2 separate regions of the Homo sapiens genome follow, and region 2 is linked to region 1. A link is an interaction called in ENCODE POLR2A ChIA-PET data of the cell type or tissue named here. Cell type or tissue: GM12878. All regions are shown on one strand. Each heading gives the region's core, and the rest is flanking DNA. Links, peaks and the distances in the headings are about the cores only.

Region 1 (14,685 bases), core at 3,828-8,827:
CAAGGCCTCGAAGGGACTCTTTGACTCATTTTTCGGATATACCCTAAAGAAATAAACCTTTCTGGACACCAGATTCTACATTGCGGCAACATTTAAACCTAAAGCCTCAACACTAGAGGGTTGGATAAGTTATGGAATATTCATACAAGGAACTATTATATGCAATTAAGATTTCCCTATAGCAATGATAAAATTAAAACCTTTAAGACATGTGACAAAGGAAAGGACAAAACCAACAGAAAACCATCCTTTTTTTTTTTGAGATGGATTCTTGCTCTGTTGCCCAGGCTGGAGTGCAGTGGCGCAATCTCGGCTTACTGCAACCTCCGCCTCCCGGGTTCAAGTGATTCTCCTACCTCAGTCTCCCAAGTAGCTGGGACTACAGGCACGCGGCATCACGCCCAGCTAATTTTTGTATTTTTAGTAGAGAGGAGGTTTCACCATATTGGCCAGGATGGTCTCGATCTCCTGACCTCATGATCCGCCTGCCTCGGTCTCCCAAAGTGCTGGGATTACAGGCGTGAGCCACTGCACCTGGCTGAATCATCCATTTTTTAAAAATCTATACTTCATAGATTTTCTATGATGTATTTCCTTTGATGACAAGAAATCAGACCAAAATAATAATGATAATTAGTTATCTTTGAACTTTCATACTTTGATTTTTATTTTATTTATACTTTTCTGTATTTTGGGAGATTTTCATATTTTTCAAGGTTTCTACAATTAGACAAAGAATATTTTATTTATAAAGTAAAAGTTAAAGATATTTATCTGGGCAGCCTTTTCCTAGCAAGTGTGATGGAGGCCATAGACTATTTCACAGGGGATTACTGGTGATGCCATTCTTTATATTTGAACGGTACTGCCCACAGTGCTCTCTTTAAAGCAGTTTGTACCTTGTTCAGCAGGGAGGCCAGTACATGGAAAGAATGGTACCTGGGGAATAGGTCCTGGTTAAAACATTGACTTTACTCTGGTTGTGATGGGAAGCCCCTGGTGGAATTTGAACCCAGGAGTGCTGTGATATTGTATATGAGCAGAATTACTTTAGCTTCTTTGCGGAGAATCAGTGCTGGGGAGGCATGCATATAGGCAAGGAGATCAGTGGCCAGGAGGTGACTGTACCAGTCCAGCTGAGAGCTGATGGGATCTGGGATCAGGGTGAAAACTGAAGAAGTGGTGAACCATGGTTGAGTGTCTGCTGAGAGTGCAGCCCACAGGGTTTGTGGATGGCTTAGTTGTGGGGCATTGGAAAGAAAAAAGATAAGGGATGAAGCCAAGGATATTATCCTGAATATCTGAGTACAGTTGACACCATTTTCTGAGGTTGTGAATATGGGAAAAGCAGGTTAGCAACGGGGAGAAACTGAGAATTATGCTTTGGCTACGCTAGGTCTGAAAGATGCATCTCAACTTTAAGTGGTGATGCCAGGTAGGTACGTGGATGTGTGAACCTGGTGCTCAGGAGAGGGGGCCGGTGTGGAAATACACACCTGAGAACTATCAGCAAATCAATGATATTTACAATCACCGGGCTAGATGAGGTATCAGAGTGAGATAGAGAAGAGGTCAGGAGGCTGATCTCAGGGCACCCCAGCACTTGGAAGATTCGGCCCAGGAAATGGGGAAGGAGCTGCCAGCAAGGAAGGAAAGCCAGGAGCCCATGGCTTTCCAGAAGCTCAGTGGAGAATGTGCATCCTAGCAGCTGGAAAGTAAAGACAAGGAGAGTCGATCATTGGATTTTGCAGTGAGAAGGTCATTGGTGGCCTTGATAAACCGTTTCGATGGAGTGGAGGGGGCCAAAGTCTGATGATCCTTCTTAGAAGGGAATGCTAAAGCTGAAGCTCTCAAAGATTTGAGCAAATACTGTGGAAGAGTAAGAGAGCCAAGAAAATCTATGCCCAGGAATCCACAAGCTCACTTGTGGAGCAGAGGTTTCTGCATCTTCTGTGGCTGTGTCATCTCAAGGCTTCTAGATCCTCCAGCCTGTTTGAAATAAATATATACAGCAGCTCCAATTTTTCAATTCCTGTCTCTCTCTCTCTCAATCTGTGTCTTTGAATTAAAACCACGAAACCAGTTCCACCTTTTTTCCATCCAGCACCCTCCTCCCCAGGTCTGCGTTTTAGGCAGCTTTTCAGGTGATGGACAGACAGGACTGTGGGGAGTGATGCAATGGGTGCTGCTGTCCTTTGGGGGACACCCCATCCCCTACACACAGGGAGTATTAGGACCTTGAAAGCCCAGCATGACAGCCACACCTTACACCTAGTGGAGTCGGACAGAGTCTTGTGGCTTGGACGCTGATCATAACAGAAGCATCTTTAGGTCAATATGCTGGAAGTAACTGAACAACACTGTGCAGTTCAGTTACCTGTAGGAAAACTTGCAGTAAGACTTGTAGGAAAATAAAAGTTCTAACCTTGCATTTCAGAACTCTTCTTTACCTGCTACAGTGGATTCGGGGGTTCCCCTTCCCCTTGCTGGCAACCGCTCCCCACCTACAGATGCTTCAGAGCATCCGTAGAGCACGGTTGGGTTCCCAAGGAGGGGAACAGAGGGTAGGACAGAGCTGGGGGAGGAGAAGAGGATGTGGGCTAGTGGAGGGCTGCGAGCAAGTAAGGAGAAGCCCCAGGGAACTGGGCATGGGGAACTGGGCATCAGGCTTTCTAGCGGCCTCCTTCCTGCTAGTGCTGTCCTGCCCCGGGGGCTGGCTGGCTGCTTCCTCGGCCACTGCCACCAACCTGTCCACCAGAGCTTCTAGGCTTTCTGGCCTTCTGAGAGAACAGTCTCACAACTTCAGGACTCTGGTTCCTACAACAAGCACGCGGCATTTGGCATTTTCTGAAGAATTTTTGCTACAAGTAGCAAAAGGTCAACAGTTTAAAATTTGCTCCTAAAAATGTGCATGTCGTAATGTTCAGTGAAAAAAGGAAAAGGTCAGAGTACACGAAATTGTTTAATCTCCATTCTCTATTATAAACACACAAGCAAAGCTGGAAGAAATCACCAGGGTATGGGCCACGATTGTCTCTGGCTTACAAGTGATGGTTTTTCCTTGCTTTTCTTTATTCTCTGGACTTTTTTTAACAGTAGGGAGTTGTGATTTTTATAACTTGAAAAGTAAATGTAAAGATTTCTTCCAAAGTTTGTCTTTTTGTCTGCTTTTATCATCGGCCTTGGCCAACCGGACACACCTAGGGCTGCTCTCAGGGCCTTGGGTGTCTATGGAGGACAGTCAGACTTGGTGGCCTGGGCCTTGGTCCTGGGCAAGGTGGGCAGGTTGGAGAGGCCCCCAGGCGAGTGTTGCCTGCATTGGCCATACCCCTCTACCTGGCCTCTCCCGCTTCCTCCATGCCCTGTTCTCAACAGGATGGCAGGAACACATGCAGGCTGGTAACAAATGTCCTAGGGCCATTATTCAGGAGCAAAAAACAAAGGAGAGAATAATTTCACAAACATCTATTCTTACATGGGCAGTCTTGGTGACAGGATACTGATAGTTAAAAGACAAGGAATGGGTAATTGAGGAGAACTTTAACTTCAAGTGATGTTTTAAAGAATACTTTATAAGACCTTCTGCCGTGAAATGATACATGTCACTAATCGCTGGTTTAATTTGCCAAAAAGTTTCTGGGGAAACGAGCTTGAGGATCAAAGACTAAAATTTGCATATATGTCTAGTATGATTTCATTTGAATTTCCCCTTTCTAACTTAGCTGATATTTTGCTAATGACTTCTGTAGTTTCGCTTTTAAAACTGTTCTGTGAAAATACCTTATGCAGTGCTTTCTTAAAAGCCCCATTTGTTTACTTTTACTAAGCTGAAAGCACACTTTACGTCTGGGAGCAACCAAATAACAGATTTGCTCTCCTTTGAGGACTCATCATTCAGTTAAACATTTTTGAATAATGACAGTGGGTCTTGGGTTTCAAAGATGAGACCCAATTTCTGCACTTGAGGAAACCACAGGTCTAATCGGAGGGCAACAGTGTCATCTGGAAGTGCCGGCTCAGGGATGCCGTCCTGACGGAAGTCATGAATGCTGGAAGTGGGTCTCGCAGGGTGAGAGGAGTCACCAGGTAAAGATGGGTTGGAAGGACCTGGCAGGCAGAGCAGGGAGCAGGACCCCAGTCCAGGGCAGCAGGGAAGCGGGAGTCTGGGCAGAGCTGATTCCAGGCAGCTCAGTATTGCTGGCCTGTGCATCCTGAGACTTATCCGAGTCGCAGGTGAAGCTGGTGGGAATCAGGCAGAGTGCAGAGCTTTAGCTGGGGCAGGGTTAGCCAAGAGCCTGTCATGGAGCTGCTCTCTGGGCACTGGGAAACATAAGTCTGGAGGCTTTGGCTGCAGCTGCAGATAAAGATGCAGGGGCCTCTGACGATGGGGGCCTTAGTCATCTCAGAGGTGGTGCAGAGGGTAGAAGCCTGACTGGGGTCAGAGATGAGGAAGGAGAGGGTCAGAAACAGTGATTCTAAACCAATTTGGTTGAGGCAGAAGATACTAATGGCCGAGGGGAGGAGAGAGGGAGCGTAGGCTCTAAAGGGGAAGCTTGTTAGGAATGATCCATTGTATCATCCTCCGTGGAGGCTGAGAGTCAGTGCAGAGGGTGAGTTTGGATGTATGGGAGGCAGCAGTGAATGGCCGAGATGGAGAGTGCTGGTGACCAGGTTGCCCCTCCACAGTTCTGACTGTCCCTTTTCTGTACCTGAGGGAGGAGGGGAAAAAGAGTGAAGTTGAGGCTGGGCGTGGTGGCTCAGGCCTGTAATCCCAGCACTTTGGGAGGCCGAGGCAGGCGAATCACCTGAGATCAGGAGTTGGAGACCAGCCTGACCTACATAGAGAAACCCCGTCTCTACTAACAACAACAAAAAAAAATCCGGGCGTGGTGGCAGGTGCCTGTAATCCCAGCTACTCTGGAGGCTGAGGCAGGAGAATCACTTGAACCCAGGAGGCAGAGGTTGCAGTGAGCTGAGATCGAGCCATTGCACTCCAGCCTGGCCAACAAGAGCAAAACTCGATCTCCCCCCCAAAAAAAAAAAAGAAAAAAAGAGGAAGAAGAAAAAAAAAAGAACTGTGATCAAGCAGCCACATGGGAGGTAGAAAATAATATGAGAATGTAGTAAAATATGTGGCCTAGGGTAGGCTAGGAGAGCTTGATGGAGTTGGAGAAATTTTAAAGCAGTAGTTGGGGAGAAAAAGGATGGGAAGCTCAGGAGGCACATAGTATGCCCTCAGTATGTTATCCAGTGCCACACTGACTTCCACAAGAAAACCACACTCAAGACTAACTTGAAAAGTGCATAGAGGTCAGAAACTCAGCTTTGGGATAAAGCATTTTTTGTAAAGAATTAAGTGAATAAAAATAAACATCTAAAATATTTCAACTGAAAGAAAAAATAGATTCCCCATTATTAGAGCCAATGGTTTAAATTCAGACATATGGAAAAATTTAATTTTCAATTCCAGGCTTTAAGCCTAATTCTGGAAGAAAACCCATTAAAGTAATGAAGTAATAAAACAATTGAACAATAAATCTTGATTTTGTAGAGAACAGAACAAATGCTTGGAGATACGTCATCATTTTCATGCTTGTGGATTCATACAGACACCAGCATCTTTGCCTAAAAGTTACAAGGCTGTGGTTTGTAGCCGACCTCAGAGTAGGAGTGGGTAGGAATTTACAGGATGTTATTCTTCCAAGAAGAGTTGGGAGCATTTTTGGGGGATGTAGAAACTTAAAACAATCCAGGTGTTGAAGTAGTTAAGGGACTCTTTTTCTGGAAAAATAATTAGTTCTCAAACCTGTTTAATTTGAATATTCAATAGAGCTATCACCAGGAACCAAAGGAAATGAAAATGAGGGACAGATATGGTTCCTACCCTTCACGGGCTTATCACAGAATGCTTTGACTTTCACACAAATGTTTTACATCATTTCATTACCTTTACTCCAGCACATTCCAATTAGCCTCCTGGCAAGCAAGTAAATTGCAGCTTTCACAGACTTTTTTTCTTTTTAAATTTTGTTTTTGGAGTTGTGGAGACTGTGCTGCAAATTTTGCTCTTGATAAATGACATTGAAATGTTTTTAATGCCCCGAGATAATGAATGGGAATCTTAATAGTCTTCTAATTAAAATGAAAAATAGAAAAGTCATGAGTGGACATTTTAGGAGTGTAGTTCTGTTGTTTCTTGTTTTGGAATTTGTGGATACACTAAGTGTAATTTGTAATTAAAAACAATTGGGAAACAAGCATCTACTTTGAGCTAATTTTGTTCTTCTTAATGTTTCTAATCTCAGCTGTCTTCACTTATAGGACAATATCTGAGCTTACCTGGAGCCACATTTATAAAACATTATTTTCATAAGTTCAATTATATTAGTTATTATCACATGCATTTCCAGTGAGCTGTGTATGTGGCATTTTTTGGTTTTCTTAGTTGCTAGACTCTGGATTTTTAAGATAATTGATTTAACAACTTTTCAGGGAGCATAAATAAACTGTTAAATGTTCATGTTAATTATAAGCTACATCCTGATTTCAGGTATGTTTTTAAAACACTGTGTATCTTAAAAAAACGAAACCTGATAGAATTGCAGTGATCTGGCCAGGACTCGTCAAGCAGTTAAATATATTAAGGCCCCTGGTTTCATGCACTGTACAACACTCATAATGGGTGTTGATTATATGCTTGGTAACTAGTGGCTTACAGAAAGCAGGACTATGGGCTTTTTGTATTTTGAATTTAAAATAAATATTGTATCTTTTGGGTGTTAACAGAGGCATTTTTGAGTTGAAGGGTATGAAACAATTATTATCTTTATGGTGAGTTACTATTTGCAGATAAGTTAATGGCTTCCTGTGCAAATAACTGTGGAGTCAGCATACCTAAGACTTGAGTTTTCTCTAAAGAAAAAAACATTGTATCTATAGATACCTCTTCAGGGTCATTACACAAACTTCAAAGTATTAATGCTCATGAAAAGACCTCTATTTTGAATTTTTTCTATAAGTAACAGTTTTGCCATAAAATGGCCAGATCATTGTATGTAACTCATGACTTTTTTTAAAAAAAAAAGCTAGTGTAACACATGACACACACAGCCACACCTTTTGAGAGGGAGAGAGAAACAGCATTGTGTCTTTTGAGCCGTTCTGACGTGGATGAACTCTGGTTTCTCCAGCAGTAGCTGTGGTGGCAATGTGGAATATAAATGGCTTATTACTGTAATTAACGTGGCTCAGTTGGTCCCTTTTTTTTTTCTGTTTTTTGGTTCACTAGGGTCTTCTTCTTGTCCTTTTCTGTGATCATTCATCCTTCACAAGAGTACAGACATGGCCCCTGGACAGGAGAGCAGACCTTCCTTTCCTTGGTTTGTTTATACCCTTGCTTTCATATCAGAGTTTAGATAAAAATCTCTTATTTAATTATTTTTAGTTGGCTTCACATGTTTGGAGTTCTAGGTTGTTCTCATTTTGAAATATTCTCTGTTAGAAGTTAGATACCTTGTGAATAAGAGTTGACCCATTGTGCTCTAAGTGGATGTATTGTTTTAAAAATCTAAAGTTTGGAAAGGGTGAAATCAAATATAAAAAACTTATTCCTCAAGTACAGTCACTGCTAACAGTTGCTATATTTGTCTTGTCTCCAACTTATTTCTTTTCTAAAGCATCTATTGAACCTTGGTCTGAAAAATGACATTAGCATCCTTTATTCATTTCTTCTACCCTATGACTAAGATGTCAAACTAGTCCTGGTTTACACAGGACTTTCCCAGTTTTAGCTCTGAAAGTCCCATATGCGGGAACCCCCTTGGTCCCAAGAGGGTCTGTCACCCTACTCATGACCTCCCAATTAGCTAGACTCTGCCTATTACAGTGTCACAGTTAATACACTTATTTCTTATTTCTATAGCCAAACTATGAATATGTTTTTTGTTTTGTCTCTGAGTGGCTTCTGAAAACCTAAAGCCATTATGCAAATATTATTCACTGCGGAGCCGAGTAATAGAATTAGATCCATAGAGAAAGAACTCCCATCGTGGGTCATGAAATTTTGCCACTTGAAGGAGATTTTCCCAGTAGCTTCACTTCTTTATAGACATTTCTCTGCTTTGGGGTTATATTTAGCTTTTACTGTTTTTTGTTTGTTTGTTTGTTTTTGGGTTTTTTTTTTTACTTTTTTAATTTCATGTCATCCTCTTCCTTAGATTCCTTTTTTCATTTGGTAGGCTCCTCCCTTTGAGTAACTTTTGATGTATAATATGCATAGATGGTAAGCACTGTTATTGCATGTTTGAAAATGTCTGATTTTGCTTTCACACTTGATTATTTCAGTCTAGATTCAAAATTATTGTTTCTGAACTTTGAAGGCATTGCACCTCTGATACCTACAATCTAGTGTAGCCAATAAGTCTGATGTTAGACTTACGACATAGTTGATTGTGTGTGTGAGTGTGTGTGTGTCTTTTTACCTCTTTGAACCATATAGGACTTTTTGCTTTATCCTTAGTTCTAAAATTTCACCACTATCTTTTTGTCATCGGTCCTTTTATTTTTGAGCTTTACTATCTGAAGTCTTCTCTAGCTTAGGATATTTTCTCCCCACTAATATTAATGTATCTTCACCTAGAAATCGAGTAGGTGGATTTTAGGCCTCTTGAAAGCGATTCTTTATTATTTTCCTTCTCTTTGTTTTTTATTGTATGTATTAGAGATTTCCTTGGCTTAAATTTTCCAGCCTACTGAATGAGGGCTTAGCCATATAAATGCTATCATTTAGTCCATTAGATTTATATTTTGGCACTTACTTGTTTAAAATCTGAGCGCTTTCTCATTCTTGTTATTCTTTCCAGGAAAGGAGAGTGAATATCTATGGATATTGCCCTGGCCCTTAAGAAGGTATTGTTCTTCAAAGATGATCTTCTTGGATTGCTTAGAATTTTTATTTTCCAGCATCAGAAGCACATACTGAATTTATTAAATTTTAGATAGAATGTATTTCTGTTTTCCACCAAGGCCGCAGCTCCGGCTAAGTTAGGTGTCTTATGGCTCCCTGGAATAATTTAGTCTTTCCTACCTCCTGTGCTCTCATGTCGTTTTTTAATGTGTTTCCTTCCATCTCCCAAGTCTTCTGTAAAAGCTAGTCCAATTGCCCTCCTTCCACCTCAAGTACACAGAAGGTTCTGGAACACCACCCCTCCCCCTACCACTCAGCCAGAAGCTGATTTTTTCCTAACATTCATTGACCCTTGCTTGAACCTTTCTTCTCATTGCCCCTCCCTCTCTTGCCAGGGTCACTCCTGCTAGTGTAGAATTTCTGAAATGAAGGTAAATAAAGGTGTCAAGAGGACAAGAAAATTCCCAAACATGAGAGGGAGAGGATGGAGAGTTCTGGGGGCAGGTAGAAGCCCCCTTGCCAGGTACCCCTTGTGTAACAATTGCTGTTCAGTGGTGGGGAGCTTACATTTCTGCCTCTTACCTAAAAACTTAATTAAACTGAAACTTAATTTCTCAAATTATTTTATGTTCCAAAAATCAGTTCTAAGTCAAAACTGGTGAATAGATGACCAAAATAGAAGCTATTAGAATTCTCTTTATATAGCAGGGAATAGAATTATATAACCTGGATGCATTCCTGAAATTTCTTTGTGGTTTGGCTTCAGTAAATTACTACTTTACCTACAGCTTTAAAAGTATATTTAGACTTAAGTTTAAAGAGTGATAACCACATGTGTAAACATCATTGAATACCATTCTTTTAATGAGTGGGGAATGTTATTTATATTCTGTCTTCACTTCCTCTGGAAAGCCCATTTCTTTTGGGAAGGCTTTAACTTATATTGTACTCACCTTAGAAAGTGAAAAGAATTCACTTTAGTATATTTTAACCCAGCCACAAAATTTTCACTGTTGCTGCTGAGAACCGCTTGGCCCCAATCTCTGAGTACAGTGTTTTAAAATTGAACTGTCTTAAAATAGCAAGACAATATATATGCCACTAGAATAGAGGATGGGTATGTTTAAGGGATTCAAATAACCCTTATTAATGCATTAATTTTTAAAAATGCTATATATTTCTCTATTTTTCTTTTTTAATTTTTAAGAAATTGACAATGAACATATTCATGGAATACATAATGATGTTCATCATCTGCAACATTTATCATTTTTTTGTGTTTGGAATATTCAGTATCCTTCTAGCTATTTGGAACTACGTATTATTGTTAATTACAGTCATCCTCTGGTGATCTAGAACACTAGAATTTATTCATCCTGTCTAGCTGTAATTTTATGTCCTTTAACAAATCTGTTCCTATCCTTTTTTTTTTTTATTTTGAAAAACAATTTTGCAGTTAGTATTTCAATGAGACAATGAAGCAGGCAGGTGAGTGGGAACCGATGACCAAGAGCTTCCTGGGCTGGCCTGAAGAGTCTGGGCTCATCTACATAGTGATGGGGACCATGGGAAGGATTGAAGCAAAGAACTCCATATGATCATGTTTATCGTGTAGCTGTCAGGGTGCAAGTAGACTGGGAGGCAGACCAGAGGGGAGGTCTTGTGTAATGCATGTCGGAAAGCAATGGAGCCATGGACCAGGCAGGAATTATGGTTCCTGTTCAATTCTGAACTTTTATTCTGTATCAATGATGCTGCCATTAGACTAATTTGCTGGTTATTTTATAAAGAGTCCTTTTAGGGCTAGAAGGGACCTCGGAGGTTTCTACGCAACTCTGTCATTTTGTAAATGGAAAAACCCTAAGGCCTAAAGAAGTGAAATGACTCCTCCAAGTCGGACAGCTCCTTAATAGCAGATCTTGGCCTTGGGCCCAAATCTTTCGATTCCAAAGCCACTGCTTTCCCTGTAGGGTTACCCATCTGGCCCTACCTGCTGTCTGCTAAGCACATGCCCAGGCCGGCGTCCCGCCAGTAGGACCGATCACCTGATTGTTGATGGTGCAGAATGTGATATTGACAGACTTTCTATTTTTTTTCTAGTCAGCTCATGACTGACTCTCCTAAATGACTTAATTATAATTTTCCCAACTCTTCCCAAATGCGCAGGCTTGCCCAACTTTTTCAGAAGATGATCTTGACTTTTACTTCTCCGAGCAAATAGAAATCACTTGAGAACACACAGGGCCATGGCCTGCCACCACATCTACCAAGAACCATCATGTTCCTGCCTTTGTCATAACAGCAAACGTGTCCCCATCTTAATTAACACTGGTCCCTGGGTCCTCATTCTTCCTGTATTTTCAGGGATGCTTTGGCTTACTCTTCCTTTTTCAGTATTTTCTACCCCTTCCTCTCTAAAAGATCTATCTTGTCACCATTTATATATCATCCGGACTCTCCCACGCAAAACCCTGCTTGGAATACCCACACCACGCTAGCTCTTTCTACTTCCCTCCTCTCAGGCCTTGTGTAAGATACATGGTGTTTCACTCGTCGCCCTGAACTGTTTCCACTTTAGCCCTTACAATTTCCCAAAACTGCTCTCACTGACCTCATGCCACTAAATCCAGTGAGCACATTCTGCTTGGTTATTCATTTAACAATTATTTGTGAGCATCTGCCATGTGCTGGGCATCGGGCATGCTGTGGTACACAGAGAAATGGGGTCTCCTGTGGTCTAATATTGGGGACAGATGTTAAAGAAATACCTATAGTTGCTGAATATTTAGATCAGAAAGTGCAAATCTAACTAATTTTATGGCAGGAGTACTATATGTCAGTTGTTTAGTGGGCACTAAATGTCAGTTTCATAGTGAAAAACTTGTGGCTAGAGAATGCTCTAGCTTATCTGTGCACTACAAGTGTCCTGCCCTTTGATCTGGGCTTAACTCCACACACAGCCAAATGCCCCCACTATTAGAGGCTCTTTTACGTTTTATGTAGTGAAGATATCTTGGCTGAACATGCACATAAACAGAATCTGGAGAAATATTACTCTGTTCATGGAGTTAGAAACTAGAAACCATACATATCTATATTCTAAATAAAATTATTCTAAAATAAACAAGTTTAATATAGTCTAAACTGGCAAGATAGATTGACGAAAACCCTGATGGTTTCTGTGAAGGAAAGCAAAAATATTGTGCAAAAGAGATGATCTGTGAAGTTCAGACTCTATGAAAGATTTTTGAAATGGTAATCATATTCAGTTTTGAACCATTTTAAGATCAGCAAAATAACCGTGTAAGCACATGTTAGATATGCTAATGAAGGTTTAGTGAAAGTAAAAGTTTTCTCAAGTCCGGATTGAAAATGGCAAGGTGTTTCTGCATATGTCAGTTGTCTCTCTTACTTTCCTCATGGGCTACAATATTCAATATGAACAGTTCCCCTTTTTTTAGAAGTAAAAATGGTCCATGTTAGCAAAACCAAAGATTTCCAGGAAGTGCTGGTGGCTGTGGTGCTGTGGAACGTGTGGATGAATAAATCACTGTTTGGTAGTAAGTGTAAAACGTTTTATTGGAAGCCAGCCCTTCGTATCCATGTTTCCTTTTTCCCTCCCCTGAAACTGAAAGCTCATCTGAAATAGCCTCAGGATAGATGTTAAATAAAAACTCTGTGATATATTTGGAAGTTCTCTTTTTAAAAAACCAATATGTCAAAGCCTGTTTTACTTGACTGATGTGAAAAGGCAAAAAAAAAAAAAAAAAAAAAAAGCAAAAGGAAATTACCTTTCTAAATAGAATATTTTCAAGTGATGTAAGTAACCCTTTTTTTTTTCAAGTGATGTAACACATTTCCCGAATAAAGTATATTTTTACAGAAGCCTGGGTAAAAAAAAACTGTGCTTCACCATTAAATAAATGGGTGAATACAAATTCAGATTTTAAAGTTATCTCCTAAAATATTAGTTTATTAAATAAGTGGCACAAGAAACCTAATGTCCTGTTTCCCCTTATTAAATCTATTTGACTTATGAGATAGTACAACTTTGGAAACCACAGCCAGCTGAATTCTGTTCATTTGAGGGAATTTTATTATTTTAATTAACATTCATTTTCACTGCTTGTTAACACATTCTGAATTGCTTGAAGTTATTGACCTAGATTGAAAGAAGCTCTTGAACTCTATAAAAGGTGGTGCTTATAAAATTTTTCTGCTTAGAAAATGTTGCTCAGTTTCTGTGGCTTCCTCCATTTTATTACGTGTAGAATCTGCCAAAACCTTGCTAACTTTCATAATCACCTTCCTTTTCCTTATTTATGCCTGGACTTGAGTATCTCTGGAAAATCTTGTTTTACCCATAATTTTCCTCCACTGGAATGCTGCCAAGACCAAGATTTTAATATTAAAGTTGTATTTTGTTATGCTTTTAAAAGTTTACTGTATAACTACAGTTGCCTTTGGGCATTGTCTTTAATGCTGTGCCAGCCATCCCACTGGCTAAAGGTCCTGTGATGGTAAGGACTGAATCTGTCCCAATCATGGCTGCATCCTTAGCACCTGCACTGGTATGCTGTTGGTGCTCAAATGTTGGATGCATTCAAGGCATTTTAGGAGTAGCACAGGTTGCTCAACTAAAAGCATTGATAACTGTATTACAGCACTTGTAATATAGCTGCTATCCAGTTTGTCTCCTGGTATGTAACCCTTCAAGAACCTGATGTCTTAGGCAGTGGTTCAGTATTTTTCTATGTAACCCCAGTGCCTATAACAGCACCTGTAATAGTAGCGGTACTTAAGTGAAGCTCATTCATTGAAGAAACATTCCCTACTTTTTGCATTTTTGCCCAGCATCCCCTCCAACTTTAAAAACTTAAGGAAAATAGTGACGGAATCCCCAGTTCTTTGGCCAGCTTTTCTTTATTAAGAGGCCGTCTTTGCTGTAAGTATGAAAAACAGAGAGACATACCAAGGAATATGAGGAAGAGGTCACCTACTGGAATGCCTCATCTCTAATTAAGTATTAGAATTAATTATCCTTTGCCAGGTAACTATGCCAACTTTTAGCCTGTTTAAAAAAAATAAACAGGAAATGGTAAAAATCTAAGGTCTGGACCATCAAAATTTGGTGTTGAGTTCTTGCTGTTTGTCTGCTTTTAGTTTCCTTTTTAAAAGCTCACAGTCAACTTACCATGAAATCTAGCCCAGATTCTGGAAGTATCTGGTATCAGTGTAACACATCTTAATAATGTAGTAAGAACCTCAATCAGTCCTGCCTCATATTGGTGTGTGTCCTGTGGAACCTAGGAATTGATACAAACTGGAAACTGAACTCATCTTAAAAGCTCAACTCATTTCATAAATTGCATTTACATGCAGCATGTGGTGCCTGATGAGACAGGCAAATCTGATATACAATATCTAGATTGGGTGGGGAGAACCTTTCTTTTGACAAATCTTTCCTGATATATCTGTCAAAGCACCACTGAAAACAATTCAATGGATTAAAAACTGCTTGATGTATGTAGCTTTTCCAAAATGTGAGCCGTGTTTCTTGAAGATACCATACTTTATTCACTTTGCAATTCCTCATGCCTGCGTAATGCCCGGCTCATACCAGGCATTCACTACATAATTGAATCAAATGATGAGTAAAACTCATGTATCTACTGGTTAGGAGGCTAAGAAATAGCTACTAAAAGATTTGTACCTCTCCTCTGTGGTTTCCACTTTCAAATTCTAGGATTTTTTCCCCCTAAGTGATTGACACCCACTTT
Region 2 (16,577 bases), core at 4,805-9,804, 1.6 Mb before region 1:
ACAAATAAATGTCTTTTTACCCAACAGTGTTTGAATCTTCAGTTAATGGCTGGGGTAAATATCACACCCAGCACAAATTCATTAGCTGCAAGACGGTGGCTTCTACATAGCTATTTGTGTTTGTGGTGAACCTTCCTTATCATGGCATGTCTTAAGCTTGGCTAAGTATTTGCAAGCGTTCTGTCACCATAACATAATGTTCTTCAACAGAGTGGCTAAGAAAAGCAAATACCACTACCTCTCCAGAACAACCTGTGATCCAAACCTTCTCTGTCAGCCTACTATCCAGAAATTCAATTTCCAGAAATGGAAAGTTTGCTCAGGAAGGACCCTCAACTAAGGAAGGAATTTAGCTAAAAAGTGAAGTATGCATAGTCAACACTGAAAGTTGCCCTTTGGGTTAATCCAGTCTTGCAGATGGATTTAAAATACAGGTTTCAAATCAACAAACATTTATGGAGGGTGGTTAGGTGCCAGGCATGGAGCTGGACACTGGGGAACTAAAAATGAAAAAGACACAGTCCCTTTCAGTGTGAAAACATTTTTGCTGGCTTGCAAGTTTTTCACCAGATCCTCCCAGACTTACCAAAGCATTCCCCTCATCTTAGAACACTCAAGCCCTTCTTTTCAATGGATTCCCTGAATGCCAGAATACACACAGGGCAAGGAGAAGTGGGTGGTTATAGATTTCCACTCAATTTGGAAATTAACAGCCTGTGGTGTAGCAAAAAGGTGCAAGGCTGAGAATCAGAAAGCCCACTTTCCAGTGCTTGGACTGAAATGTCCTGGCTGTACAGCCTTGAGCTGGTCTTGTGACCTCTGGGGCCCTTGGTATCTGTAAGTAAAATGGGTACTGGGAAGATTGAGCAAGGTAGTGAGGGGCGATGTGAAAGCGCATTAATCCACAGAGCCCTATGAAAATGAGAGGGATGTGCTTCTCTGCAGGACTTGTATGAGAAGTTGCACTGTTCGGGCTACTATTTGTAAAGTTTTAATAATACAGAAAGCAGCCCCCTCCTGGCCTCATGCCAGGTTTTATTCTCTACCAACATTGGGTGGCCAACTACAGATTTTTATGTCACTGGGGGCCAGCTGTTAGAAGAATCTCCACTCAGGACCGTAACTACTCTGTAGTGTCCCTGCCACTCCCTCCCCAGGGACAGCGCAGAGCCTGGAAGTCTATCCCCCTGTGGCCCTGACTCTATGGCTGATTGGACATGTCTATAAAGAAAAAACAATCTCTATTGTGTTCTTTAAATAGAAAGCTCAAAGTTTGTTTTTTTACTTTGTTTTCCCTCTTCTGAACACTTCATAGCTCAAAACCAGTGCCTATTTTGAGGAAATTTTCAATAGTTATCATAAAATTAACTAAGGGAATTATTTGACCAATCCCTAAAGGTAATAAGAAAAAACTTTTTAAAAAAATATCAAAAACATCCTGAAGCCACAGCTTCTTTTTGCCAAAAAGTATTGATGAATTAAAGTAGAGAGGCAGAAAAATGTGCCTTGCCAGCACTATTGGTCCCAAAAGGCAACCAAACCACAAAGTTAAACACTGAAATGTACAGACCCCAGCCAGATGGGAGGGTAGACTGCTTCTCGCTAAGGACCCAGCATTTGTGGGTCTCCTAGGAATTTCTGTGAAACTCCTTCAGATACTGCCTTTGTGCCCAGCTGTCTGTCTCCATCTCACAGACACAGCCAAGCCTTCCTTGAATCTGACAGCACCCTCGTCCTTCTGATGGTTTCTTTTGTTCCCTCAAGAAGCCTGTACAGAGGAGAACTGTGTTTCCCCAGGTGCTGAGCTGTGGAAATACAAAGATAAATGGGGTATCGCTTTTGTCCTGATCACTCAGTATAAAAAGCCTCTTTGGAAGAACAGCTAAATGAAACCTGGTGGAGATGTTAAGAATAAAATCTAGAGAAAATTTTTTAGGAGGTGGATAGTGCCTCAGAGGCCTCCTAAAAGTTTTCCATCTCTTGATTGAAACACACACAGAATCTATACTCTCAGACGTGCACACACAGCACATACGGCAAATCTTCATGATCTTGTAGTAAGTATGAAAGACCCAACTCCATGCAGAGTATTTAAGATAAGCCCAATAAGCCTGGTCTCCCTGGTGAGGATTTCTGACCAAACAGAAGAAATGTTGACTCCAGCAAATGAATCAGAGTGAGATGCCCTCTCTGCCCCCATGGTGACAAGCCTTGTGAGCAGGCATCTCCCTTAGACTGTGAGCTCCATCCACTCGTCAGCAATGTGGAGAGTTAAGAACCTGGGCTCATTAGTCAGACTTCCCCACACCCAACTTCGGGCTTCACCACTTACCAGCTGTGTGAGCCTGCACAAACTTCTAAATTCCAATGCCACAGCTTTAAATGGTGATAATAAGAGACCTCTACAGCACTGGGAGCTTTATAAGGATTAAATGTGTGTTTAGATATCTTACAATTCTTGGCACAGAGAAAGCTCTCAAAGTGCCAACTGATGATGATGATGATGGTGATGATGATGATGCCCCATTCACTGCAACAATTCCTGTGCGTGGTGCAGAATAGCTATTCAACAAATCTTTGCAGAAAGAGGGAAGGAAGATGATATTGGGCACACCAGTGAGGCCTAATTGAAGCCTTGATTTTGACGAGAAGCACTTACTCTCTAGGTTTATGAAAGCCTGAATTTTAGAATCTTTAAAGCAGAAGCATAAAACTCGACTTTCTATAACAGCCAGTCAGGTAACATAAAAGAATGAACCGGCATTTAGAGTCTGAGGCAAACTGGAAAGCCCTGGCCTCTTTCACGGGGGCAGTCACACTTGGCTCCAGAAGAATGTAGCCGCCCTTTGAGAAAAGCCAGAAATCCAGCTTTCCATGTGAAATAGACCAAGCCTTACAACAACTGAATCCATTTCTAAAAAAAAAAAAATACCCCACGGGCCAAACAACACATTGCCTGCCAGTCCGATCTTGGGCTGCCTTTTTGCCACCCTGTCTTAAAGGGAGGAGCTCTGTATTCGTCTCTTTCTTTTAAAATGTTTATCAGTGGGCACAAGAGACATGAGCCCCTTGAAGTTACTCTCAGTTCCTGCTAGGATCAGAGAACGCTCATGGAGTGAGGTCTTCACTTCTTCATGGTTAATCCGACAGTATGTGCTCACCTAACGAGGGCTTCTTCCCTTCCCAAGGAATGCTACTAATAAGTATAGATTTTTAAAGCATAATTGTTTTGTGGCTGAAATAACAACAATTATTTGAAAAAAAATCCTAACAACTTCCTCTAGAGCTGCTATTATGGCAGTCTGGAGAGAGGCTGATTCCATAGTCCATGTAGCTTTGTTTTGTTTGGATGGAAAGTCTGGCATTTTACAAAAATGTGGAAAACTTAGCAATGGAATGACTTTTCCATAGCACCGATTATCGTACAGCAAGACACACATCCATATGTCTTTGAAATGAGATTTTTAAGAATTCTCTGCTTATTATACAAGACAAACCACCTCTGGTCTTTCCATATGAAGGTGATAGTTTTCTACAGGCTCATGAAAGCTGCCCTGGTTATGGTGCAGTACTTAAAGTTAGGGAAAAATCTCAACATAGATGGGGACCCAGATTCAAATTCGTTTTTTCACTTACCAGCCAGCTATGTGACCTTGGGTAAGTTTCTATTTCTCCATCTGCAAAAGAGGGGTCATGATATTCACCTCACAGGGTTATTGAGAATATCAAATAAAATAATGTATATGATGATCCAAACTCATAATGGGTGTTCCCCATCAATATTGGTTGAATCTGAGTCTCTGTTTCTCCTGGCACAAAATAGCACTCCTGTTTCTGACCGCGACATAACCCTCTGGCAATGTCATTAACCTTATTAAATTTGGCAGCTCTGTGGAAAACGAAGGTCAAAAAAGCTGTCATTGTTTATATAAACTGTTCATTTTGTTGTTCACAGTGCTATGAGGACTAAAGGATAGAGGGTTGGATGCTGCCACCCAGGGAGTAACCAGGGAGAAGGGAAGAGGCTGGAACAGAGCCTGAGGAGGACTGGTCTTTATAAGACAGGCTGGGAAAGAGGAGGGCGTAGAGAAGATGGAAAGGGAGTGATCAGAGAGAGGTGAGGGTGCCAGGAAAACACTGTTGCAGATGCAGGGGTTTCAAAATGGAGTGTGTGGCCCACAGTGTGATGGGGTCATGCTGTGAGGCGCCCTCTGAGCTACCAACAAGGAAGCGAGAGTAACTGAATGGAGTACAGAAGGAACAGAAAGCAGGTTTTGGTGAGTTCAGTCACGTACGTAAGCTGAAAATGTTACAACAAATGTAGACAGCTCTTCAGGAAGTTGGGCTGTGATGGGGAGGAGAGAGAAAAGATGAAAGAGGGAGGGTGCATGAGACAAGGGTTTTTTCAAGAAGGGAAGTGAGTTTTGATGGCAAGGAGCCAGTTGAGAGGGAGAGGTTGACAATGAAGAAGAGGGGGTGGATGAGGGAGAGAAGGAAACTCCAAGGAGGCAGGGTGGGTAGACAAATGAAGCAAGAATTGGATATTAATGCAAAACTAGAGCTTGGGGAAACATTAGATCCCATAAGAATCTGCCAAACCAGCTGATACTGACCCTCATGTTTAGACGGGGGATTTAGGGAGGGATTAAGAAGAGTAAGGAAGACTGAAGTAACTGAAATACACGAGACAATCTGTTGTTATTGGAGGGGTAACAGGAAAAGCTTCTCCTCCACCCTCTGAAGCTTACTTGAAAATGAACTTACAATAGGCAGATTAACAGGAAAAAAAGGAATAAAATTTATTAATATGCATGAAACTGAGCATGGTAGCTCACTCCTGTAGTCCCAAATACTCAGGAGGTTGAGGGGAGGATCGCTTGAGCCCAGGAGTTTGAGGCTGCAGTGAGCCACCACTGCACTCTAGCCTGGGCAACAGAGCAAGACCCTACCTCTTAAAAATAAAATGCTACACAGGAGAAAATCACAGGAGAGTGGTTACCTCATAACCCAGGGAGGTCCAGCTTTTTTCTATACCTTTCTTCATAGGGAAAGGGGAAATGGAGGTTAAATGTGGCAATTTTGAAGAGTAGTAAATGATATTTAAGGGGAATGAATGGGCCCAATGCTCAGACAATGGAAGGTAAATAATTCTCTTTGGGAACTGAATGGGACCCAAGAACAGGCAATAGTTTGGGACAACGTTCATCTGAGCTCTGAGTGTGGTGTTTAATCTTCAGTCCCTTCCTCTGTGACATGAGTTTTGATCTTCTCTGATTAATGAAATTTTAGGGGAGGTGACTGAAGGCAATTTTGTTCCTCTTTGGCAGGTCCAATTTCTAGGTAGATAAGGGAACTTCAGAGAACAGCTTCATCCAGGATGTACTGGTCTCCAATGGCCTTCAATTTGAAATATCGCCATACCAAGTTGCCATATTTGGCGGTCACCCTCCCTGGATCCTTAACTATTCAAGAAAGGATCTTTTAAAGCTCTTGCCTTGTAGCCAAACATGAAAAAGTCCCCCTTCCCTCTTGTCTTAAAAGTCTGTCCTCTCTGTGGAGTGTTCTAGCAAACATAGGGCTGGGCCTCCTCATGTTCTGACTAGCACTATCAAATAGCCAAAGCACTTTTGTCAGGCTGGTAAGGTGACATGCAATTAAAATTTGGTTGGAAAGGCTACCTGGGATCTTATCAAATATCAATCTTATTAAAGACCTCTCATTACTGTATAAAAGTTGGATAAGATATGTCAATGTAGGGGGCTCTGAGTGAAATCATAAGAGCCAGTACTTTCCAGTCATAGAGTCGATGGAGTGCACTGGGATTTTAGATGCTGGTTATCACCAGAAGTCTGTCGTTTTCCGAACATGGTAAATACTAGGTCAATTTCTGCCTGGGATAGAATGTTTCCTACTGGAAACACAAAATTACAAGTTTAATCTAAATAAACCACCAGGACGCAGTTTTACCTCTCAGGTGGAACTCTGCAAATAGTGGTTGTTGGGGTGGTTTTCATCACTGACTCTGAGTATTGGACCCAGAGATGATCGTGCCCAATTTTTTTTTAATCGGCCCTTTTCTCCTCCCAAACTATAAAGCCATTAGCCATTCCCTCCAAAACACCTGCCAGTTTCCTGTGAGATCGGTTGTTAAGTTTGGGTGCCTCAGTCAGCAGGAGGAGTAGTAGGCTCTAGGCCTGGACATTGACCATTATGCTCTACCACACTGTGAAGAAAGGTGTGAGAAGCAGTAATAGCCCTCTCACCTGTCCACACCAAGAAACAACACAGCAAAAGCACAGCAGCTGATTGTCATGAGGAGCCTCCTACCTCTGCCACTTTCTGGCTGCATGACCTTGAATGAGTTATAGCCTTGGCCTCAGTTTCCTCATGTATAAAATGGCTCTTCCATCAAGGGGTTATTGTGAGGATTAAGTATGATTGTGTGTACAAGTGCTTAGCTCAGTGCTTGCTACACATTAGTTCCCATTAACTGTAGCTGTTACTATAAAAATATACCACAAAGCATTAGGCTCAGCCAGGACTGTCACCATCTCGCACCATATCAGTTAACTAATCGTGCAAATATGTCCTGGTTCTTTTCACTTGTACTTGAAGGACACAATATCACATTTTATTGATGTATAATATTTTACATATTTATGGGATATGTATGATATTTTTTTCCATGCATAGAATGTGCAATGATCAAATCAGGGTGTTTAGGGTATCCATCACCTTGAGTATTTATCATTTCTATGTGTTAGGAACATTTGAATTTTTTTTTCTAGCTACTTTGAAACATACAATACATTGTTGCTAACTATAGTCACCCTACTCTGCTATGGAGCATGAGAACTTACATCTTCTATATAACTGTACATTTGTACCCATTAACCAACCTCTCTTCAGCCCGCTCTCCAACCCAGACATCCTTCCCAGCCTCTGGTATGTATCATCCTACTCCCTCCTTGTGGTCAACTTCTTTAGCTCCCATATATGAGTGAAAATACACGATCTTTGTCTTTCTGTGCCTAGATTATTTCATTTAACATGATGACCTCCAGTTCCATCCATGTTGATGCAAATGACATGATTTCTTTCTTTTTTATGGCCAAATAGTATTCCATTGTGTATAATACCACATTTTCTTCATTCATTCATTGATGGACACAGGTTGATTCCATATCTTTACCACTGCGAATATTACTACAGTAAACACGTGAGCATGCAAGTGCAGGTATCCCTTTGATATGTTGATTTCATTTCCTTTGGATAGATACATAGTAGAAGGGTTGCTGGATCATGGTAGTTCTATTTTTAGTTTTTTGAGAACTCTCCATACTGTTTACCATAGTGGCTGTTCTAATTGGCATTCCCACCAACAGTGTATAAGAGTTCCCTTTTCTCCACATCCTCACCAGCATCTGTTATTTATTGGCTTTTAATAATAGCTATTCTAACTGGAGTAAGATGATAGCTCATTGTGGTTTTGATTTGCATTTCCTTGATGATTAGCATGTTGAGTTTTTTCATATACCTCTTGGCCATTTGTATGTCTTATTTTGAGAAATGTCTATTCGGAAGGATATAATGTCACTTTTGACAGAGTTATTTACCTGCTCTGCCCATCCACCAACTCCCCCATCCTAACCATAGAGGAAGGCATTCAGGGAAGAGAGTTTTATTGTCATGAACTAGGAGTAACCTTATGGCAGTTGACCCAGTCACCTAATCGTAATCAAAGAAAGAAATGTATAAACCCATTATGCTGTAACTTTAAAGAATATTCCCAAAGTTTTTCTGGCCTGAAATTAATAACCATTTATATAGCAAATCAACTCAATCCATTATATAGACCAACATTTTGCAAGTGATTGAAGACTAGTAAAATGTGATTGGTATTTCTCAGATAGTTTTGTAGTCAAGGTATTTATATGATTACACTTGCTGTCCATTGTTTTTAGGAAATTACTGTTTCAACCTTACGACAAAGAGCTTTGAGGCTGTGAAATAGAACAGATTTCCAAATTACTTCTTTACAAGGATCTAGGCTCCCTTTTGCTTATCCCCTTGGATCCTTTGCCAGGTTGGGCCAAATAATTTAAGTAATGAATTTATTTTAAATCACAGGAGTCTTACTTTTTTGTGTATCAGATAACAAAACCCTACACAATGTATAGTGCTCTAAGAGGAAGGGATTGAAGGAGGCTTTCAATGAGAGAATTATTTTTCCTCTGCCTCTCAATGTTTGACTTAAAACTCTTTATTTCTTGTCTGTCTTTCATAAGATTTTTTAGCTCTGTTTTAAAAAACAAAAAGGAACACCTAAGACCTGTGAACAATGACCCGCCCCAGATTAGCTAGAGTTCATATCTTCAGAGAAGACAGATATTATAAAATGTTCTGTTAGGAACCCATTTCAGAAGAGTCTATGCCAAGTTATTTAACAGAAATTCTAGAGTGTTCAATGTGTGTTATGTTTTTAATTTCAATGAAGACCATGTTATCTATTTACAAGGATCTAGGCTCCCCTGTGCAAAGGACCCAACCTGGCAAAGGACTTTCAAAAGAGTCAGTTTGAAAAGTAATACCCTTATTCAATGAGGCTGTTGGCCACATAGAGAATTTATTTATTTTTTATTTTAATTAATACCTAATGGGGTACATGAGATGTTTTGATACAGGCATGCAATGCATAATAATCTCATCATGGAGAATGGGGTATCCATCCCCTCAAGCATTTATCCTTTGCATTACAAACAATCCAGTTATGCTCTTTTAGTTATTTTATTATTATTATTATTAATTTTAGACAGAGTCTCGCTCTGTCGCCAGGCTGGAGTGCAGTGGCGCAATCTCAGCTCACTGCAACCTCTGCCTCCCGGGTTCAAGCAATTCTCCTGCCTCAGGCTCCCGAGTAGCTGGGACTACAGGTGCATGCCACCACGCCCAGCTAATTTGTGTATTTTTAGTAGAGACAGGGTTTCACCATGTTGGCCTGGATGGTCTCGATCTCTTGGCCTCGTGATCCACCTGCCTCGTCCTCCCAAAGTGCTGGGATTACAGGCATGAGCCACCATACCCGGCTCTTTTAGTTATTTTTAAATGTACAATTAAATTATTATTGGCTATAGTCACCCTGTTGTGCTATCAAATAATAGGTCTTATTCATTTTTCAATTTTTTTTGTACCTATGAACCATCCCCACCTGTCCCCAATCCCCCACTACCCTTCTTAGCCTCTACATAGAGAATTTTTCAAATTCCTTCTTTAGAATTGCTACTGAAGGCTTCAGAAGGTACCTCAAATATCCTAAAAATTGGGAAGTCTATGTCCTTTCAGATGAGTCTGATTTTGGAAATAGCCATTTGGAACTGTATTTAGTAAATTATATACCTATTCAAATTTGTTGACAAAAATTTTAGTCAAAAGCAAGATTATAAAAGAAAATGTGAGGGCAAATCTTCATGACCTTGGATTTGGCAATGGCTTCTTTAATATGACACCAAAAGACAGGCAATAAGAAGAAAACAGATAAAATGGTCTCCATTACAATTAAAAACTTCTATATGTCAACCTTGGATTTGGCAATTTTTTTTAATGTGACACCAAAAGTCAGGCAATATGAGAAAAATGGATAAAATAGTCTTCATTAAAATTAAAAACTTTTATGCATCAAAGAACACTATCAACAGAGTGAAAAGACAGCCTGTGGAATGGAAGAAAATATTTGTAAATTATATACCTGATATATGTGCAGATTATCTAAAATATGTAAATAACTCCTTCAACTCAACAATAAAAACAAACAAAAGCAAACAAAAAAAAACCCCACTTCAAAAATGGGCAAAGGACTTGAATAGACATTTCTCTAAAGAAGATATACAAACAAACAGCATTTGTTGGACACATGCTTGTCAAAAAGCACATGAAAAGGTCATTAGAAATTAGGGAAACCATTAGCATCAGCATCACTACAGGAGTCATTAGGGAAATGCAAATCAAAACCACAGTGAGATACCACTCCACACTTACTGGGATGGCTACAATTTTAAAAAGGGAGGAAAATAACAATCGTAGGAGAGAATTCGAAGAAATTGGAACCTTCACACATTGCTGGTAGGAATGTAAAATGGTGCAAACACTGTGGAAAATAATTTGGCAGTTCTTCAAAACATTAAACTTAGAATTACCGCATGACCCAGCAATTCTGCTCCTAGGCATATACCCAAAATAAGTGGAAACAGGGACTCAGATACTAGAATGCAAATGTTCATTATAATAAGCAAAAGATGGAAACAACCCAAGTGTCTCTCCAAGGATGAAAGGATAAACAAATTGCGTTCTATCTATACAATGGAATGTTATTCAACCTTAAAAGGAATGAAGTTCTGGGCCAGGCATGGTGGCTCACACCTGTAATACCAGCACTTTGGGAGGCCGAGGCAGGTGGATCACCTGAGGTCGGGAATTCGAGACCAGCCTGACCAACATGGAGAAACCCCATCTCTACTAAAAATACAAAATTAGCCAGGCATGGTGGTGCATGCCTGTAATCTCAGCTACTCAGGAGGCTGAGGCAGGAGAATCACTTGAACCCGGGAGGTAGAGGTTGTAGTGAGCCAAGATTGCGCCATTGCACTCCAGCCTGGACAACAAGAGCAAAACTCCATCTCAAAAAAAAAAAAAAAGGAATGAAGCTCTGATACACACTACAACATGGAAGAACCTTGAAAACATGCTTAGTGAAATAAGCTAGACAAAAAAAGGACAAATATTGTATGATTCCACCTACATGAAGTACTGAGAATAGGCAAATTCATAAAGATAGAACATGGATTAGAGGTTCTATCTAATCGATGGGGTAAGTAGGGTGGGGTAAGGAAAGGAAAGGAATTGGGAGTTATTGTTTAATGGATATCAAGTTTTTGTATAGACTCATGAAAGGATTTTTAAAACAGTGGTGATGGTTGCACAACACTGTAAATATAATTAATGCCACTGAAGTGTACACTTAAAAATAGTTAAAATTGTACACTCTATATATAACATTTTCATGCTATTCAGCAATGAATATAAAATATATTTTGTTATTAAGCATTAGTATAAAATTAAGCATATTTTAGTTGTATATATTTTACCACAATAAAAAATTTAAAATTTACAAGGGTTAAAATTATATTTAGACTGGGTGCAGTGGCTCGTGCCATAATCCCAGCACTTTGGGATGCCAAGGCAGAAGGATCTCTTGATGCCGAGACCAGTCTGGGTACATGGTGAGAACCTGTCTCTACAAAAAATAAAAATAAATTTTAAAAATTTGTAAATTATACTTAAGAAATCTGGCAGCCCTTCCTTTCCTTTTCTGGACAAATGCATTGTTGAAATAGTAAAATGGAAATGGATTTTGTATCAAATTAAACTTTATGTCAATATTTTAAAACTTACAAAACAAGATTATTAGAAAGTGGTTAGACAGCTCTTCCATGCCTCCTTCTGAGGGTAAAGCCCTTTTCTGGTGTATCAAGAAATAAAAGAGGGAAAATGGATAGATTCTGCTGTTCAAAAGAATGTAGAACTCAGAGTTAACAATTGAATTTGGTCCAATCGCATGGTTCACATCTGATGAAAGGAAATTTGATAGCTTGTGCTTCGTCAACTCATGTTGACATTAACACCTAGAGTTGGTAAGTGTTTCCAAATATTGTCAGGAACCCTTCTTCTCTTCTAATACTTGGATATGCAGTTGCTTCCTTAGGTGCTACCAGAGTTGTACAGGTAATGTGGGTCCTCGCCGGGATCCCTTCTAAGCTACTGCAAATGATGGCTCATGTGCGACCCCGGTTCTCTTCCAGAGCACAGGAAGCTTGGAAACATGACTGTGACGGTGAAGAAGACTGTCCCCTCTCCTGAGGCTGTGCAGATCCTCTACCAGCGGATGAGATACGAGTACGAGTTTTACCACTACGTCAAAGAGCAGTTCCACCTGCTGAAGCGCAAGTTTGGACTTAAGTCTCACGTCAGCAAGCCCCCCCTGAGGCCACACTTCTTTATCCCAACTCCACTGGAAACCGAGGAGCCAATCGACGATGAAGAACAGGATGATGAAAAGTGGCTGGAAGATATTTATAAGAGGTGATGTGACTGTGTTGCCTCTATGGCTTTATCTCCCTTTTCCAGAAAGTTCTTTGTTTGGGGAAGTAAAATCCTTAAGGGACTAAATTAATGCTTGGGTGCATTAAAAAGAACAAAACATTCCCACATGTTGGGGTCATTGGGAGATGCCCGGTTTTGCGGGTTTTATTTGTTTAATTTTATTCTGTGTTTTCTCTTGGCTCTTTGGGTCTTTCCCGGGTACACTAGATGGCTCCATCCCAAGGCATCTTGTCATAAAACAGCTTTCCCCCACCCCATATCATGGGAAAAGGGGGAGAAATATAGCCCCTAGCCTAATAACTTATCATTTGTAAAATGACTTATAAAAATATTACCTCAATGGTAGGAGACATCCAGACTTGTATATTTCAGTGGAAATACAAAACCACTTCAGAGACCAGGGTATCTCCTCTGGAAGGATCTAAGAGAAGGTAAGACAGATTAGGACATCGAAAAGGAGGATGGAGCCAGGTGCCATGGCTTGAGCCTATAATCCGAGGCTGAGGTGGGAGGATCACTTGAGCCCAGGAGTTTGAGGTTGCAGTGAGCTGTGATCACACCACTGCACTCCAGCCTGGGTGACAGAGTGAGACTCTGTCTCAATTAATTTTTTTTTTTTAAAGGAGGAGGATCTCCATGGGTAAGTGGTTTCTACCCGCATGGGTAGAGTTCTGCCTCTGGTCCTTCTCAGGGGGCACTTTCACCAAGAGCAGTGTAATTATCTCTGAAAGAGCAAGTCAGCTTGTGCCGCATCCCCAACCAATCCACAGCCTGGAGTACCTTTCAAGGTCAAAGTGCATGGCCAGCTCCATTGAGACATTCCATTTCAAAGCACCGTGCTGACAGATATCAAAGTACTCTAGCAGGGAAAATAATTTGTTTGCTGTGTAAGGAAGAATGTAGACAAGACAGATAAATCTGAAGGTCATGTGGCATCAGGGAAAGGGCATGGCTGTGTCTTTTGCACCCAATATGAAACATCTTCTCCCAACACTGCTTTAATGGAAGTTCTAGGAACCAATTTAGCTCAGGCATTTGACTCCTACAGCAGAAGTTCTGAGCCTGACCACAGATGGTGTGTAATCTATCAAACACACCCCTGGCCAAGTTGGGTCCTATAGGACCTGGTACTATGTACTATTGTAACTTCTAGTTCCCTAAGAGGTACCTGTTTTCAGTAAAAAGGGGTCCTGAGTTCTGTGCAGGTGGAAGAGCTACCCGAGAACTACCTGAGTTCTGTGCAGGTAGAGTCCCATTTCTTATGGGACCTGTGTGCTCCTGAGAACTCTTACTTGAGACATCAAAAAGAAGCAGCAAGAGCTTCTGGGACAGAGACTGCTTGGCCAGCTTTGTAAGTAAGTGGCTGCCTCCAATGTGATGTGAGTACATGTTGGGCAGTCTCACTGTCCTAAGGTATGTCTTCTTTCCACCTCCCACTGCCCCTCCCCTGCCACCTATCAATGATGCCTTGGTTCAGTCATTAGAAATCTGTTGCTTTGAGTTCTGAAATATTTTCACCTTAAAAAAAATGCTGAAAATACACATTCTCCTGGGAAGACGATAAACAGCTAGCTAAGAAGCCGAGGTTCAGTGGTGGCAGCAGGAAGGACACTGCCACAAATTTTGTCTATTTCATATTTGTCCCCTAGAGCCAGCCCTAGCAAATGTGTGAGTTGGGAGTAGTTAATAGTAAATAAGACTCTGACTTTACACAAGCTACACATTTTATACTTTTCATAAACCACAAAGTCTCTCTAGAATTTTTTCTGCCTTCACTAAAATTGGACTGTAGCCAAGATATAAAGCAAGTCATTTGGAACCTGCCGAGTGAGCACTGAAGCTACTTTATCATGAGATGTGTGTTAAGAAGGCTGCAGCCCACAGGAGTCCAGGGAAGGCGGGGACCACAGAGGCACAGAGTCCAGCACTTGGCCGCTCATGGGCCTTCTTTCTGCCTCAGAGGACGGGGGCAGAGAAGTGATGAAGGGAAATGTTCTTAGAGGAGGAAATATCCTTTGTCCTGTTCAGAGAGACCAGGGCCCTACCATTAGGCATACTTTCAGAAGCAACCTGGAGAACAGCTATCAATCATATTCAAAACCAGTACAAGAACTGCTGCCTGGTACCCTGTGAGTCATTTCTATGAAATTCCATATAAAGAATGATGATAAGTTTACACACTGTGCAATCTCACAATCTGAAAATAAAGTTGAGTTGGCTGTGTTTTCTCTGCTCTTGTCAGAACATTGGGACAATTGGTCGTTCAAAAACATTCATCCTCTTACTGCAAGTTTATCTGGGTACTTTTACCTGTGTGTTCAAAGGCATTTCTTTTCAGCAGTGATCATTATAACTTCACAAAAAAAGATGCTGACGGATTTACTTACAGGGCCTTAATGTTATTTTGTCCCAGCCAACACCCTCTAGGTCCTAAAAGTCAAGGTACTTCAGTTTATTTGGCAAACATGACAACATTTTTTTTGGCCCTGGGCCCAACAGTTTGTACTTCATGAAACATATTGTACATTTTACATAGTTTAATTTAAAAAATACCTTTTAAGCTAGTTGATCTTTGACTGTCTTATTTATTATAACCTTTCAGCACATTCCAAGGTTTTAGTTACTCAGGAAGGAGTTAATTAAAATGATTTTATTTTGGTCTGATGGATGTTTTTTAAAAGGAAAATTATTATTATGAACCTTCAGCCTACTTTCTTGAGTGCCGTAAAAGTGCTTGTAAATCTTTTTTTTTTTTTAAGAAGAAAGAAAAAAATGGTGTTTGACGTTGATGGAAATTCAAAAATATATATGGAACTGAAACATTAACTTAGCTAAAATAAAAGCAATCTGTGTTTGAGATGAAGCATTCCTTAACTTATTCATCACCCATATAAATAAATAAATATAAATAAGTTGACATATTTCTTCCATCCTGTTGACAGCTGGAAATAAAAGTGCCTGCAGTTCCTCCCCTCAGCCTTCTTAATTGGCCAAGCTTTTTTCCTCAAGATGGGATTTTGAAAAGCTGTATTTTAAAAAGTGTATCAATTTTCATTCGTGTAATTATATGACAGCAAAAAAAAGGGGGCTGATAAAATGAACTAGTCATTTACTCATGTTGTTGCATATTTTAAAAAGCAAACAGGTGATTTTATCAGTATTTCCACGGTTGGTTTCATGTCGGGGTGCTACATCTGAATCATCTGTCTCTGTTATCCAGCATCTACGGGGCATGTCTACCGTCAGATAGGAAAGGAAGGATGTGCCCCAATTCTCAGTGTCTACGATGATCTGTTTCTCAGACATGCAGCACTTCAAAACCTGGACCACTCTAAGCTCTCAAGTGAGTAGTCTTGATCTGGAAACACCGTTCTTGGGAAATTTCACTGCTGTGGTCAAATGGAGCTTACAAAGAGAAACAAACTATGCTCCCTGTGTGTCTGATGCTACATTCCAATTACATGTGACTGTTATATAAAAGAATCAGAATGCTGATACGAAAGGAAAGAAAAATCCACTTTGGTAATGGTATGCTTTATTTCAAGTAAGAATATGAGAATCTTAAACAGCAGGTGATAAGTGGTGACCTTTGTTCATCATTTTGTTTGTCCTTCTGTAACTCAATCAAATGATGTTTGACTCAATCAACTTTAGAGCCAAAAATACTCAAGAAAAACTGGACCGTGCCATATCTGGGGTTGCTTGTGTGGTCTGAAGTTCTTTATACATGTGCCATCACCTGCGGGTTTATCCAATGAGCTATTTGGCCTTTAATGAATTTTATAGATAATGACAGTATTTCTTAAAAGGCAGGATGACAGCCGAGCGCGGTGGCTTATGCCTGTAATCCCAGCACTTTGGGAGGCCGAGGCGTGCGGATCACGAGGTCCAGAGATTGAGACAGTCCTGGCTAACACAGTGAAACCCCGTCTCTACTAAAAATACAAAAAATTAGCTGGGTGTGGTGGCATGCGCCTGCAGTCCCAGTCACTCAGTAGGCTGAGGCAGGAGAATCACTTGAACCTGGAAGGCAGAGGTTGCAGTGAGCCGAGATCATGCCACTGTACTCCAGCCTGGGTGACAGAGCGAGACTCCGTCAAAAAAAAAAAAAAAGAAACAAAAAAAAAGCAGGATGACAATCCATAGCTATTAAGAAAAATAGCCCTCTGGGTCAAAATTGTGAAACCCCCTTCAAGTAAAGATAAAGAGGAGTTATTTTACTAACACGGCTTATTTCACATCAGATGATAAAGAAATCTGTAAAAAATAAACAAACATAATGTTTTAAATATCCTGCTACAGAAAAGTCTTTTTTGGGCTAAAACCAAAAATCCAAGTCTGTTAAGAAAAACACACAGAACTTCTTTCACAGCCCAGCACATTCATTGTGATATCATGTGGTGTTAGTCGGCTAGGCCTAC

What was found. Peaks named below come from ENCODE experiments on the same cell type or tissue, not always from the same donor. Only the 100,000 strongest peaks of a DNase experiment are listed, where the experiment ranks them.
Region 2: POLR2A ChIA-PET joins it to region 1 with 5 read pairs; 1 of 35 experiments calls an interaction of 5 or more read pairs at or near these places.

The regions. Positions count from the first base shown.
Region 1 is chr6:150,629,219-150,643,903 of GRCh38, forward strand. The region is part of intron 1 of PLEKHG1 (pleckstrin homology and RhoGEF domain containing G1); the gene reads left to right. Among named protein-coding and RNA genes, the nearest start is that of PLEKHG1, 37 kb to the left of the region's middle. RefSeq lists enhancers at 2,714-2,793, 4,101-4,230, 4,261-4,310, 7,676-7,895. In GM12878, for the core only: no CTCF peak of the experiment used is centred there; a DNase peak (open chromatin) is centred at 7,813; H3K4me3 peaks cover 4,272 bases; H3K27ac peaks cover 4,947 bases.
Region 2 is chr6:149,061,978-149,078,554 of GRCh38, forward strand. UST (uronyl 2-sulfotransferase) reads left to right here. Exons shown (of 8, transcript NM_005715.3): 8 at 11,856-15,013. The coding sequence ends at 12,139. Among named protein-coding and RNA genes, the nearest start is that of UST-AS2, 38 kb to the left of the region's middle. RefSeq lists enhancers at 3,915-3,994, 4,015-4,424, 11,168-12,367. In GM12878, for the core only: no CTCF peak of the experiment used is centred there; no DNase peak of the experiment used is centred there; H3K27ac peaks cover 767 bases.